Linked DNA regions of Homo sapiens: region 2 is linked to region 1. The links are chromatin contacts, found by Hi-C or POLR2A ChIA-PET in ENCODE. All regions are on one chromosome and are shown on one strand. Each heading gives the region's core, a stretch centred on a gene start or an enhancer-like site at or near the end of the contact. The rest is flanking DNA. Distances are from core to core; before and after follow the strand shown. Region 1 holds the start of ITPR3 (inositol 1,4,5-trisphosphate receptor type 3). Region 2 holds the start of IP6K3 (inositol hexakisphosphate kinase 3).

What was found. A loop is a pair of places that touch in the nucleus more often than their neighbours do. ChIA-PET counts read pairs that join two places held with the same protein, here RNA polymerase II (POLR2A). Pooled maps may share reads with other maps.
Region 2: a pooled map shows a loop between it and region 1 (4-fold over the local background). The contact joins the promoter of IP6K3 here to the promoter of ITPR3 in region 1. A Hi-C loop is called at or near these places in 6 of 50 pooled maps. POLR2A ChIA-PET finds 5 or more read pairs at or near these places in 2 of 52 experiments (H1 and MCF 10A).

Annotation. Positions count from the first base shown.
Region 1 is chr6:33,616,837-33,622,951 of GRCh38, forward strand. It overlaps ITPR3 (inositol 1,4,5-trisphosphate receptor type 3), which reads left to right and starts at 4,486. Exons shown (of 58, transcript NM_002224.4): 1 at 4,486-4,855. The coding sequence starts at 4,767. RefSeq lists silencers at 3,984-4,293, 4,324-4,443, 4,494-4,663, 4,674-4,823, 4,703-4,888 and enhancers at 5,410-5,959, 5,960-6,115.
Region 2 is chr6:33,742,360-33,748,375 of GRCh38, forward strand. It overlaps IP6K3 (inositol hexakisphosphate kinase 3), which reads right to left and starts at 4,546. Exons shown (of 6, transcript NM_054111.5): 1 at 4,399-4,546. RefSeq lists enhancers at 538-1,227, 1,486-2,379, 2,380-3,272, 3,273-4,166 and a silencer at 2,145-2,274.

The sequences.
Region 1 (6,115 bases), core at 3,236-5,735:
CTCGGGAGGCTGAGGCAGGAGAATGGTGTGAACCAGGGAGGTGGAGCTTGCAGTGAGCTGAGATCGTGCCACTGCACTCCAGCCTGGGCGACAGAGCGAGACTCCATCTAAAAAAAAATAAAAAAAAAAAGCTGATCTTCACCCACTAAGTTGATTTCCTAACACATTAATGGGCCTCAATCCATAGTTTGAACAACATTGCCCTAGAGACACGCAGGTCTGTGCATAAGGAGACAAGAATGTTTATTGCAAAACTGTTGCAATAGCAAAACTTTGATAAGTCTTTATCTGAGACCTGTCACCAGCAAAATGGATAAAGCAATTGTGATGTGGTCAGGAAGTAGACTATCACACAGTAGCTATGTGTCAAAGGATGCACACAGGGTGATAACATTTATACAAAATATAAGACCCTGCAATGTGATATCATACATTGTTTTATGGATACATTGAAATGCGATACAAACATAAAAAGCTGCATGAAATGAAACCCACCCAAATCAGGATAGTGGCTGTCTCTGGAGGGAGAGAATGTAGTTGGAGAAGGGTGCATAAGGAACTTCAACTGATCTTTTTTCTTTTTAAGACAGGATCTCACTCTGTCACCCAGACTGGAGTGCGGTGGCATAATCATGGCTCACTGCAGCCTCCTTGATCTCCCTGGGCTCAGGTGATTCTCCCACCTCAGCTTCCCAAGTAGCTGGGACTACAGGTGCACACGACCATGCCTGGCTAATTTTTTTTTTTTTTTTTTTTTAGAGACAGTGTTTTGCCATGTTGCCCAGGCTGGTCTTGAACTCCCGGGCAAAAGTGGTCCTCCAGACTCGGCCTCCCAAAGTGCTGGGATTAGATGTGAGCCACCTTGCCTGGACACAACTGAAATTTTTTAAGTTTTAATTCTTTTTTTTTTTTTGAGATTGAACTGCACTCTGTCGCCCAGGCTGCAGTGCAGTGGCATGATCTCGGCTCACTGCAACCTCCACTTCCTGGGTTCAAGTGATTCTCTTGCCTCAGCCTCCCGAGTAGCTGGGACTACAGGCATATGCCACCATGCCTGGCTAATTTTTGTATTTTTGGTAGAGATGGGGTTTCACTATGTTGGCCAGGCTGGCCGTGAACTACTGACCTCAGGTGATCTGCCTGCCTTGGCTTCCCAAAGTGCTGGGATTATAGGCATGAGCCACCGTGCCCGGCCTAAGTTTTAATTCTTAAAAAAAAAAAAAAAAAGAACCAAATTTGGCAAAATACAAAGATTTGACAAAGCTAGAGGAAAGATACAGGCACTCACTGTATTTTTATCTATTACTTCTTAAAATATTTCATAATAGTACTTAAAAGATTAGTGCTCCAGTACTTTAGGGAAGAAGACTTTATTCTGACCATGGGAACTTGAAAAGGTGAAGTGCTAGAGAGAGCCACAGGAGCGCAGGCACAGGGGTATGAGTGGATGAGGTCCTGGGGAAATGAGAAGGGACACACTGAGTCCTTCCTGCCTGGGATGCTGTGCTGATGGCTCACACTTCCTTCACATGTTGGTATGGTACTCTCTCCATTTAACAGATGAGCAAACAGGCTGAGAGAATGCCTGCTAGAAAGTGGCAGAGCTGGGACTCTAATCCAGGCCTGTAAGAGTCAGAGTCCGGGCCAGGCGTGGTGGCTCACACCTGTAATCCCAGCACTTTGGGAGGCCGCAGTAGGCGGATCATGAGGTCAAGAGATTGAGACCATCCTGGCCAACATGGTGAAAACTTGTCTCTACTAAAAATACAAAAATTAGCCGGGTGTGGTGGCGGGCACCTGTAATCCCAGCTACTCGGGAGGCCGAAGCAGGAGAATTGCTTGAACCTGGGAGGTGGAGGTTGCAGTGGGCTGAGATTGCGCCACTGCACTCCAGCCTGGGCGACAGAGTGAGACTCCGTCTAAAAAAAAAAAAAAAAAAAAAAAGGGAGCCAGAGTCTGCACTCTTGGCCAGTCTACAGCATGGATCCTCCTTGAGGAGCAATTGTGTTTTCTGCAGAGGGTGGGAGGACAGCAAGACTTGAGGGTCCAGTGTGCTGGGCTCAGGTCTGTAGACTTCTGTGGGCAGTGAGGAGGCATAGGAAGGCTTCAAGCAGGAAGCAGGGGAGGGAACTCATTGGAGCTGTACCATCTGTTTCTTAAACTTTGGTCTTTGTTGTTGTTGTTTAACCAACAGAAACTTTCTTGAAACAAATTCTAACTCAGAACGCAGGTATATAAAATAGCTTACAGTGGAGCTGATTTGGAAGAAGCAGGTGACAGGGGCCCAGAGCCCTCACCTCTGAGACCTCCTGGTTGGTGGAGAGACAGAGGCTCTAAGTATTCCTAGGATGGGGAGGGGTGGGGAGAAACAAGGCCATGTGCTTTAGTCCAGAGAGACCCAAAGTGGAGTGACCTCCATTCCTGGCTGCTACACCTCGGCTGAGTTATGGAACCATCTATATGGATGTCAGGGGAGGAAGGAGGTGGATTCCTGGGTGTGGCTGTGGCACAAGTTCTGAGTGTGGCCACTGGAGGCAAGTTTTCAACTTGTCCCTCTTCATCCTCACGGTCTGGGGAAGGGAAAAAGGCAATTGGGCCCAGGCTGACAGCTTGATCAGAGCCTGGTGCCCAGCAGAGGCCTGACATCACAGGCCTTCAATAAATGCTTATGGAATGAAGGCATATTTTTCCCTTCTAACTTTTGGGGATGATACAGGAGGCCTGACTCCTGGGAGCAAGTGAAACTGTCCCAGGGGCTGCCCCTTCTCAGTGAGGTTCCAGTGACCCATCGCTGTGGCTCAGTTGGTGTGGGGTAATAGGAGAATACCCGGCTAAAAATCAGAGGCTTGGTTGGCTTCTGCCTCCAGTTGCCAGGAACCTGCCGTGTGCCCTTGATGGGTGGTGTTCCTTCTCTGGGCTTTGGTCATCTCTTTTTGGCACAGTGGACTGGATGAGGTTTTTTAAACTGCAGTTTGCAACCCATTTGGGACATTAAAAAAAACCAGTTCAGTGGGTTACAATCAGCATTAAAGCAACAACAAGAACACAACTGAAATAGAATAGAAAATATCAGCATGCATCAAAGGTCATAAAAGTAAGTATTGTTTGGTGATCTATTGTTTTGCTTATATATAGACGAAGGTGTGGACTGGTCTGCTGTAAAACTTGTTACTGTTTGCCATGGTGAAAAAACAAAACAAAACTGTAAAACACGGTACTTAGCGATCCTGGAGGTGTCCTTCCCTCCCACATCGTTCCTGGGGGTCTTCGTAAAACAAACAAACAAACAAACAAACAAAACAACAACAACAACAAAAAAACCACTGCCTGGGGCTCTTCTCCTCCCAGGGTCAGCAGCTGTCTCTTTGCTTTTAGCTGTCTCCACCCCTCCCCTAGCCTCTCTTCTTCCTGCTTCAGTCACCGAGTCCCCTCCTCCCTCTCTCCCAGGGACAAACGCCCCCCCACAACTCAGGAAGTGGGGTTGGGGGGTCCGAAGGGAGCAAAAGTGATCGGATGGCGGTGGCAATGGGCACCCTATCTTAGGCGTTCAAATAAAGGACTAGGAAGCAAACACCCAAGCACCGGGGAACAGAACAGAAAGTAAGCGAGCCCGGGACGCGAATTTGAGGGCAGGACTTCGGGAGCCAGAGCCTGGCGGCGCTGCCGCAGCGGGTCACTCCCAGGGGGCCGGCACCCAGACTTGGCATCGTTAGCGCTTGGGTGCTCTGTCAACTAGCGAAGGTAATTTTCATCCCTGCTTTTTTTTTTTTTTTGAAAGGAAAGACGGAAGGAGCCAAGAGTTTTGGAGCCAACTCCTGGAGAGGGAGCGGCTGAACTGATTCGGAAGTTGGATCTCTTTGTACACAGGAATGCGGAGAGAAAAAAAACAAAACCCACCCCATTGCTTCATTTCCCCTCCAAGCCTGAGCACTTTCTATTGTGCAATGAAAAGGCTTTTCACGTTGAGAAAAATGAATCCCGAATTTGCTCTGCAAAGGGATGAGCGCGCCTCTGGGCGCCAGCCTGCTCTCAGCTGGGCGCGGAGACCGCGCGGTGGCCGCAGGGCGGCCGCGGCCAGGGCGCTCCAGGGCGCGCCCTCCGCGAGCGGCTCCGGGGTGACGCCCGCCGGAGAGCTGGACTCCCCCTTCCGCGGGCGCCTGCACTGGCTCTTAGCCAGCCGAGGGCCCGGGTGCAGATAGTCCGGGAACCCCGAGGGCGGAGAGCTCCCCACTACGCCTGGGCCTCCCAGGGATGGCAGCTCCGAGAGCCCCCTAGACCCGGTGCCTTGCAGGACGCCTCTGGAGATCAGGAGGGCTGGCGGCGCATTCGGCGTCCGGGAGGCCGGGCCCCGGACGCGCGAGGAGCGCGGGGCGCGGGAAGGCAGGCGGGTGCACATGGGTGCCGGCGGGCGAGCTGCGGGGGGAGGGGGGGCGGGGTGTGGCCTCCCCGCCTCCCGGGCGGGATTTGCATGTGTGTGGTGGCCCCAGACTTCCTGCTCCTTCTACGCTGCAGGTACGCGCGGGCCGGGCGGGGCGGGCGGGCGGCGGGCGCGCCAAGACGTGGGCACCTCCTCACCCGGACCCCGGGCCCCGCCGAGCCGCCTCCTGGCTCCCGTGGCCGCCAGCCCGCCCCGGCCGCACCGAGCGTCGGGATCCGAGGTGGGAGCGTACCCCTCCCCGCTCCCCGGACGCCTCAGTCCTCCGCACTGAGCTTGGCCACGCGCCCCTAGGCGCCCCCCACGCCCTGGGCCCCGGAGGGCCGCAGCCATGAGTGAAATGTCCAGCTTTCTTCACATCGGGGACATCGTCTCCCTGTACGCCGAGGGCTCCGTCAATGGCTTCATCAGCACTTTGGGGTGAGTGAGCCGAGCTCGAGAGGGGCGCGGGTAAAGAGGGGGCGCCGTGGGCCCTGGTGCCAGCTGCGTGCGTCCAGCCGCCGCCCCCCGATAGAGGCCTGGACGTCCCCCTAGTCTCAAGGAGCGGGAACGGCTCGCCTCCTTCTTTTACAGAAAGGAAGTGAAGTGTTTGCTCAGGTAGGACTCGGGCTCCCTACTGGAGTTGGCAGGAGGAGCCTCCCTCGGCGGCGCAGCCTCTACCCTCCCGCGCACGCCTTTGGAGGGGGCGGAGGGACGGAGGCTTCCTTTGCAGGTGGTCCCGGGGGCGGGCAGGTGGGTGGCTGGAGGCTGAGTTGGGGAAGGGCAGCCGGGCCGAGACGTGCCCGGCTCTGAGGGTAGGGCGGAGCTGTCGGGAGTGGGCAGGCTCAGCTTGGAGCCCGTAATCCTCTATTACCGATCCCGTGGTGCCTTTGAGGGGTCGCACCTTCTCCTCACAGCTCTCTCCCTGTTCTTCCCAGCTTCAGTAGGAGTGTCTTCTCAGCCCTCCCCTTCCAGGCTTCAAGGTCCTGGCCAGCTGCCCCTTCTCCCCGCCTCTCCCATTCAATTTCCTGCGCCGGTCATCTGGCGCCCTTGGGTCCTTGGTTCTAGCTTCTCTCCAGCACTTCACAAACATTAATTAATTCTGGCCGCCACCTCCCAGGGTCTGGGCTGGATGAACAGGGAATCAGTTCACGTCCCTGGAGAGGGCCAGGCCTGTAGCAGGGAGAGGGCAGGAGAGAAATTAGGTAGAGAGGATGGGTTTATCTTCAGAGGAGCAGCTGGATGTGATTCGCTGGATGGGAGCGTAGGTGGTTTCTCCAGCCAGACCCCAGGGCAGGGTCGGCTATCTTTGTCCCGTTTACAGTCTGGGGGCCTGGGTTAAATTGTCTCATCCTCCCAACCACACATGGCTGTCCTCTAGGGTACACCCACCCTCCTCTGCTGATCCACTGAGTGGGACCAGCCAGCCGCGTGGTGCCTTCTTTCTGATGGCCTTGGAGGACAACCTGGCACCCTCAGCTCAGGACTGATGCTGGACAGGGCCCGGCTCACCCCAAGCCTGGGAGGTGAGGGGTCACTGGTCTCTCCCAGGGTTGCTGGGAGTTTAGCTTTCATCTTGGTGTAAAGGGAATGGATTGTGGGATTGGAGGGCTGGCTCTGCCAAGCAGGGAGTTCTCACCTGGCATTCCAGCCTGCCCTGCTCGCCTTCTCGCAGAACCATCCAGGTCCCTCCTGGTGCCC
Region 2 (6,016 bases), core at 3,296-5,795, 130 kb after region 1:
TGTCTGGGGCCCTCTTTATGCTGTTTGCCTCAGTAACCTGTGTCAGGATAGGGAGCTTTCAGAAGCTGCACCTGACTGGGCAGCAAGAACCGCACACCCAGGGGCAGCATGCTGCTGGTGGGCAGTGTCTAACGAAGTGCTTGGCAGCGTGGATTCTTAGGGCCCTGGGTGAGGGCTCCCACCCGGGGGGCCTGCCAAGACCTTACCCAAATCCTCACCACCACAATCTGCAGAGTAGGAAAGTAATCCCCTAGAGGCACGATAATTCTCAAATGTATGTAAATATGTTGGTAATTAACAAAATACAAATTCATTTAAAGGCATTATTGAATTCCTAGTAGTTTTTGTCATCGTCTATTTTTCTCAATCAACAGATCCTAAAAGTATAATGAGTATTGCATAGGGACTGGTAGGGAAAAAACTGTGTTGACAAATGGGTCCTGGAGAAGAGGTTAGGAGAGGTACTGCTCCTGGCTGAGATCAGGGTGGTTTGAGGGGTCTGGGAAGGAGTCCAGGAGGAGGGGAGATGTTGGCTCAGCCTTGGGGAGCTTGGGGAGGGCCTGCTTTGGGGAGTGTGTGTACAGGGAGCAATAGGGAAGGGCAAGGAGATGGTGGGAGGCGATGGCTGGAGGGGAGTGTTGTGTGGAGGAGGAGGATGCGGGAGTGCTTGGCTGGCCTTGCCAGTGCTGCAGCAGCAGGGCGTCTGCAGAGGCAGCCGGCAGTGGAGGGGGACGGAGAGTGAGCCCAGCCTGGCCAGCCAGAGGAGATGCTGGCCTGGGCCCCAGCTCAGTGCAGGGAGGTGGCACCCTGAGATCACCAAGGTGCTGAAGCCTTCGGGACCACATCCCGATAAATCTTAGGTGGTGGGGAGAGGGCTTTCTGGGTAGAAGATAATTAAGAAACAGCTTGTAGCAAAAGAAAACTGTAATATAAAATGTGGCAGACGGCAAAGCAGCATGGTTTATGGCCTGCCCTCTCACCTCTGAAGCTCTAACTTACATTTCACAGGTCTCTCGGAGCCAGAGGTTTGGTACAAGTACCATTCAATGTCTTTGTGATGCCCGAGGGAGCATTTTTTAATCTATTAGAGATGAGAGGACCCAAAAACCATTTAAAACCACTTAGGTTGTAATGGGCAGGAGAAATTTGGAGTTTCTCACATGGCTGAGGGGTTGTGCATCATCTGGGGCCATCCAGGTTGGAAGGCACAAGCTTATTTTCCAGGGGGAAAAATGGAGTTTTAAAATCCATTCTAAAAATGACTCAAGGGCTGTAGGATGGTGCGCCCTCTGTCCGTGTGGCTCTCCGGCTCGGTGGGATCAATACCTAGTGCTGGGGGACTTCACACATCACTTTCCCAGCCGTGGCTGAAATATGTGGCTTAGGAGAGCATCTCTTCCCTGGAGAAGGCTTGGTTTCTAGAATCACAGAGCAATACTTCATATTCCTCAGTCATAGAAACTTATTTCGGGGCTGATTTTATCCTTTGAGAGGGTTTTTTTTTTCTTTTTTTTTTCTTAACATTTAAAATCTCCCAACATTTCTCCAGCTTGAGGACCAAATACGATTTTAATACAGAGATTATTAGTTTAGAAACCCTTCAGCCACTGACAAATGTACTTAGCAGCACCAACAATGTTCTGATCTTGCTGTCAAGGTGGGAGAAACATGGGGGCAAGATGACTCACGAAGTCAAGTGCCACTGGAAGGGCTGCTCTGGGGGAGGCAGAGGCTGCGAGGGCTTCTCCCTCTTGGCCCCCTAATAGATCCTGACCCCTGGACACGCAGCTCCTCAGCCATGGTTAGCAACTGCTTTGACAGCCCCTCCCAGCCATGCTTTTCTCCTCCGGACTTTGCCTCTTGAAGCTGCACCCAGGATTTTGGATATTGCTAAACACCCAGACCTGCCTACACATTTCCCAGCCTCCAACACCCTGCCCCACACCTGCTGCCTTCCTCTAAGTAATATGATCAGCCACCACCTGTCTTGTGCAAGAGACCTATGAGCCACAGACGTAAGGTGTTGCCAGCGGTTAGCATGGCAGTTTTATGGTTGCAAGATGGAACAGCTCTTTAAGGTCAAAACACAATAATGGGATGGAGTGTGTGTGCGTGCATGTGTTTGTATGTTTGTGTGAGTGTGTGTGAATGCTTGTGCGTGTGTGGGAGTGTGTGGCTGAGGGAGAATGCAGGCAAGGTTTTTCCCCACCAGAGGGCAGCAGCACACACGTTGAGGCCCCAAATGCCTGAGAGGGATTAACTGGAAACTAAAGCCAGCACCCACCTCCTCACCCAGCCACTGGGGGACACATTCTTGGAACTGCCCTAGGTTTGCCTGGCTTTGCCCAGACCTGTCCCAGAGAGCCTCGATGGCAGCTGAAGTTCTGCCTCCACCAGGCAGATGTTTTTGAAAAGCTCAGAAGCCATCATTGAGGTTGGATTCTCCCCATAACGTTCTATAACATCTCTTGCCCTCCCCTCCCACTGCTTAACCAGGGTCAGGGGCTGAAGGGGAGGGGGTGGGAATGGGCTGGGGGTGGTGGGGCACTTGAGAGCCCATCTGGGCAGAGCAGGATGGGGTCTCCAGCGATCTCCACCCCATCTGTCCATCCCGCCCAGGCTGTGGCACCCTGGTGGGTGGGTGAGGCCTCTCAGCTGCCAGCTGGGCCTCCCAGCCCCGGATGAGTTGCAGTAACTATTATTAAGGTAACACACTGCAACTGCAGCCCGCGGGCCAGCACGCGCTGCCACCCTGCGCCTCCCCAGCCAGTGCACGTGCTTTCTTCCCTGAAGGACCTGATGCTCATAAAGTTTATTGCTGTTCCCTGTGGCTGCTAGTGAACAAGAGAGCAACCATCCGGGTTTCTGCCTGGGAAGGATTTATTCAGGCTCTGTGGAGGGCAGGAGAAAGAAGGAGATGCCGCTGGCCAGGGGGTGGGCTTGGCCTGGCCTGTGACCCCCGGAAGCAGCAGAGGACAGGGAGGGCCCCAGAGGCCACAGGAGCATTGAGGGGCAGGGATGCAGGGAAGTGGCCCAGGAGGGGACAGGAGACCTGGTTCTGCCTCAGGCTCCCTGAGCCTGCCTCTCGGGGCCTCAGCTTCCCTATCTGTACTGAGAGCTGTCTGACCCTGCCATGTTCTTACCCTCCTATGGGACAACCCCCCCTTTGATTCAGCAAGGCAAAGTGGTGGGGAAAAATCACCATGGTGGGGGGTCGGGGGGCTGGCAGAGGCTCTTTCTAATTGAAAGAGATTTAAGAGACCTGCTGACCCAATGCCTTTTGACTGGATCCTTTTCTAACAAAACATTAACAGACATGTAGGGCCAGCTGGGGAAAGGAGACTGCAGACAGGATGCAGACGCTCATGGGTAGTTGTTCATTTGTTAGTGGACAGTGGGTTATGTGAGGACCTGCTGAGGACTTTGTGCAGGGGAGAGGCGTGCTGTGATGTCAGAACACTCTAGCTGTAGCGTATTCAATGAAACAAATACGACAAAACTCGGGCCACTGCTGAAATCAGGCGCAGGATGTACAAGTGTGCATGAGATCATTCCCTCTATTTGTATGCTTGAAGTTTTTCATAATAAAAGGTTAAAAAATAAATGGGTAGCTTTTTAAAAATGTAGAAGGCAGAGTCCCTCCCTATGGGATCAGAATTTCAGGGGAAGGGGCCTGGCATGGGGGGTTTAAGGCCCCCAAGGCAAGCTCAGTTCTCAGGTTCACTAGGGTACCTAGAAGAGTCATGGGTGGGGGCCAAGACTCCACCACTGCCCAGGGCATCAGGGACCACCGTTTGGTGGAGACATGTCTCCCACCCCCATGACCGCCATCCCGTGGTCTACCACCACCCTGCACCAGGCCCCAGGCAGCTGCTGTAGATGCTGATGTCATCCAGCCTGGTGCCGGCCTCCTGCCCCCTCCCGTGGAAAGCTGGGGCTGCTGGGCTAGGACATGCTGTTCCTGTGCCCAGGGGATGCTGCCCGCGTTTCTTGGACACCGGCCTCTGTTAAGGGTTAACGCAGCCCCCGGTACTTGCCCCTCCCCCCAGCTTCCTCTGTAGTCCCAGTCCACCCTGAAGTGAGAGGGCTCCAGGCACCCCTGGAAGGGGAGGGGTGGAATTCCCCTGGGAGAAGGGAGAGGGATGAAAGAGGAACAGATGCCAGAATTCCTATACACTGAACTGTCCCAACGCCCTACCCCACCCCCGCCACACACAGATGGACAGACCTCCACGAAGACGCTGGCACCTCCGTGGGGCAGACTCCTGGCCAGCCTGGAATGGAGACAAGACCCCAGGGTACAGACAGGCCCTGTGAACACGAGACCCTCTCTCCCCTCAGTCAGGCCCCGTCAAAGAGGCTGGCCCTGCCCATCCCTGCCTACAAGGCAGCACTCACCAGAGCTTCCTCCGAGATCGTGGGGAGTGTATGGAAGGCAGGGCCCAGGAATCTTGTCTCTCAGTGCCCACCATGTACAGGCATCAGGCAATGGCCCGTCCCAGCGTGGAGCATTTGCTGTTCACCAGAGCCCTGGTGCGGGAGGTCTGCCCGGGAGGGCCGGGCTGCCGTGGCCTGGGGAGGGAAGGGTCACCTGACCCTCTGGGGAAGGGCTGGTGGGGACTGGCATGTCCAGCTGTCAGCTGGGTGTTCTGCTGCTCTGGGGCAGGGCCAGAGGGGCTGGAAGGGAGGGGACAAAGAGGAGGAGAGAGAAGAGGGGAGGAGGAAAGGAGGACTGGTCTGAGGCAGGGGAGAGTTCAGCTCAGCTGCCCACGTAGATGTCAGGACCTGGGCACCAAGGGCCCATCACCCCAAGGCCCTGGTTATTTTTTGATTCCTAATTCAAAAGGAAAGGGGTGAGTCTCGGGTTGGGGGGTTCATGCTCTCCCTTCTGCTGGGCTTCTTGCCCCATCCTCTCTGCAAGAACCTCACTGCAGCTTACCCCATACTGTGGCTGCCAGAGAAGGAAAGTCAGGCGGCAAGACGTTCCATCAGTCAACAGTCAGTTAGACTGAGGACAATCAGGCCATCAACAAGCATTTTTTGAGACCCCCTGCTAGGGCTGACCAAGCACCCCCAGTGTCAGGGGATTACAGCTGGGGGGCTCAGCAAGTCAGAGGGCAACTCCAGGATAAGTGTCTGGTGAGAGAATAGAGGACTTTGCAGAGAGTGAGGAGGGCATCCTGGAGGAGCTGACCGGCTGAGAGCTGAAGGAGAAACAGGGTCATTTGGTTGAGTGGGGGAGGGTGGTGAGAAGGGGGCTCTAGCTACAGGAGAGGCTGTGCAGAGGCCCAGAGGCCCAGAGGCCCAGAGGCAGGTGGGAGCAGGGTCAGGGAGGTGGAAGCTGCAGGGAGTGGGACTGGGGAGAGATGGGGCAGGGACGAGGTGGCCTCACCAGCCTCTGTCCTCAGCCTCTGGGAGGAACTGAGGTGCTTTATGCCAGGAAGAGTCGGCTCAGGCTTGTGTTTAAAACTCTCAAAGGTGGGCAGACAGATGCTGTCCTCTGGGAGAGTCCTAGCCTGGTTGGGAGAGGGGGCAGTGTGGGGAAGGAGACGGCGAGTTCCTGAGATGTTCAGGAATCAGGCTGGTGGACCGGGAGAGAGGGGGTGGGAGCAAAGGACAGGGTTCATCAGGGGACAGGCTTCAGGTCCAAGTAACCCTGGACCAGTATTAGGAAGATCAAGCTACCCTGGACATCTGGCTGAAGTTCCCCTGGGCACTGGTGCCCCACCTGCCTTTCCTGGGCTGCTCCATATGTGGATGAGGGGCTCAGCCTCCTCTCTGGCCAGAGATGCTGCTTGCTCCACTCGGGCCCAGGTTGCCCACTGGTCTGGTTCAGCCTCTCTCGGACTCATCCCCCAGGACCCCCTTACCCATCTTCTGGTCCCTCCAGACCTGTTGGTGTAGTACTTACTCCATTTCCACATGTCCATGGAGAACATGTTCCAGGACGGCCCCTTCTCCCTCACCGCTCATTTCACAGAGGTAAGATGGGGCAGGTGGACTGAACCCATTCTCC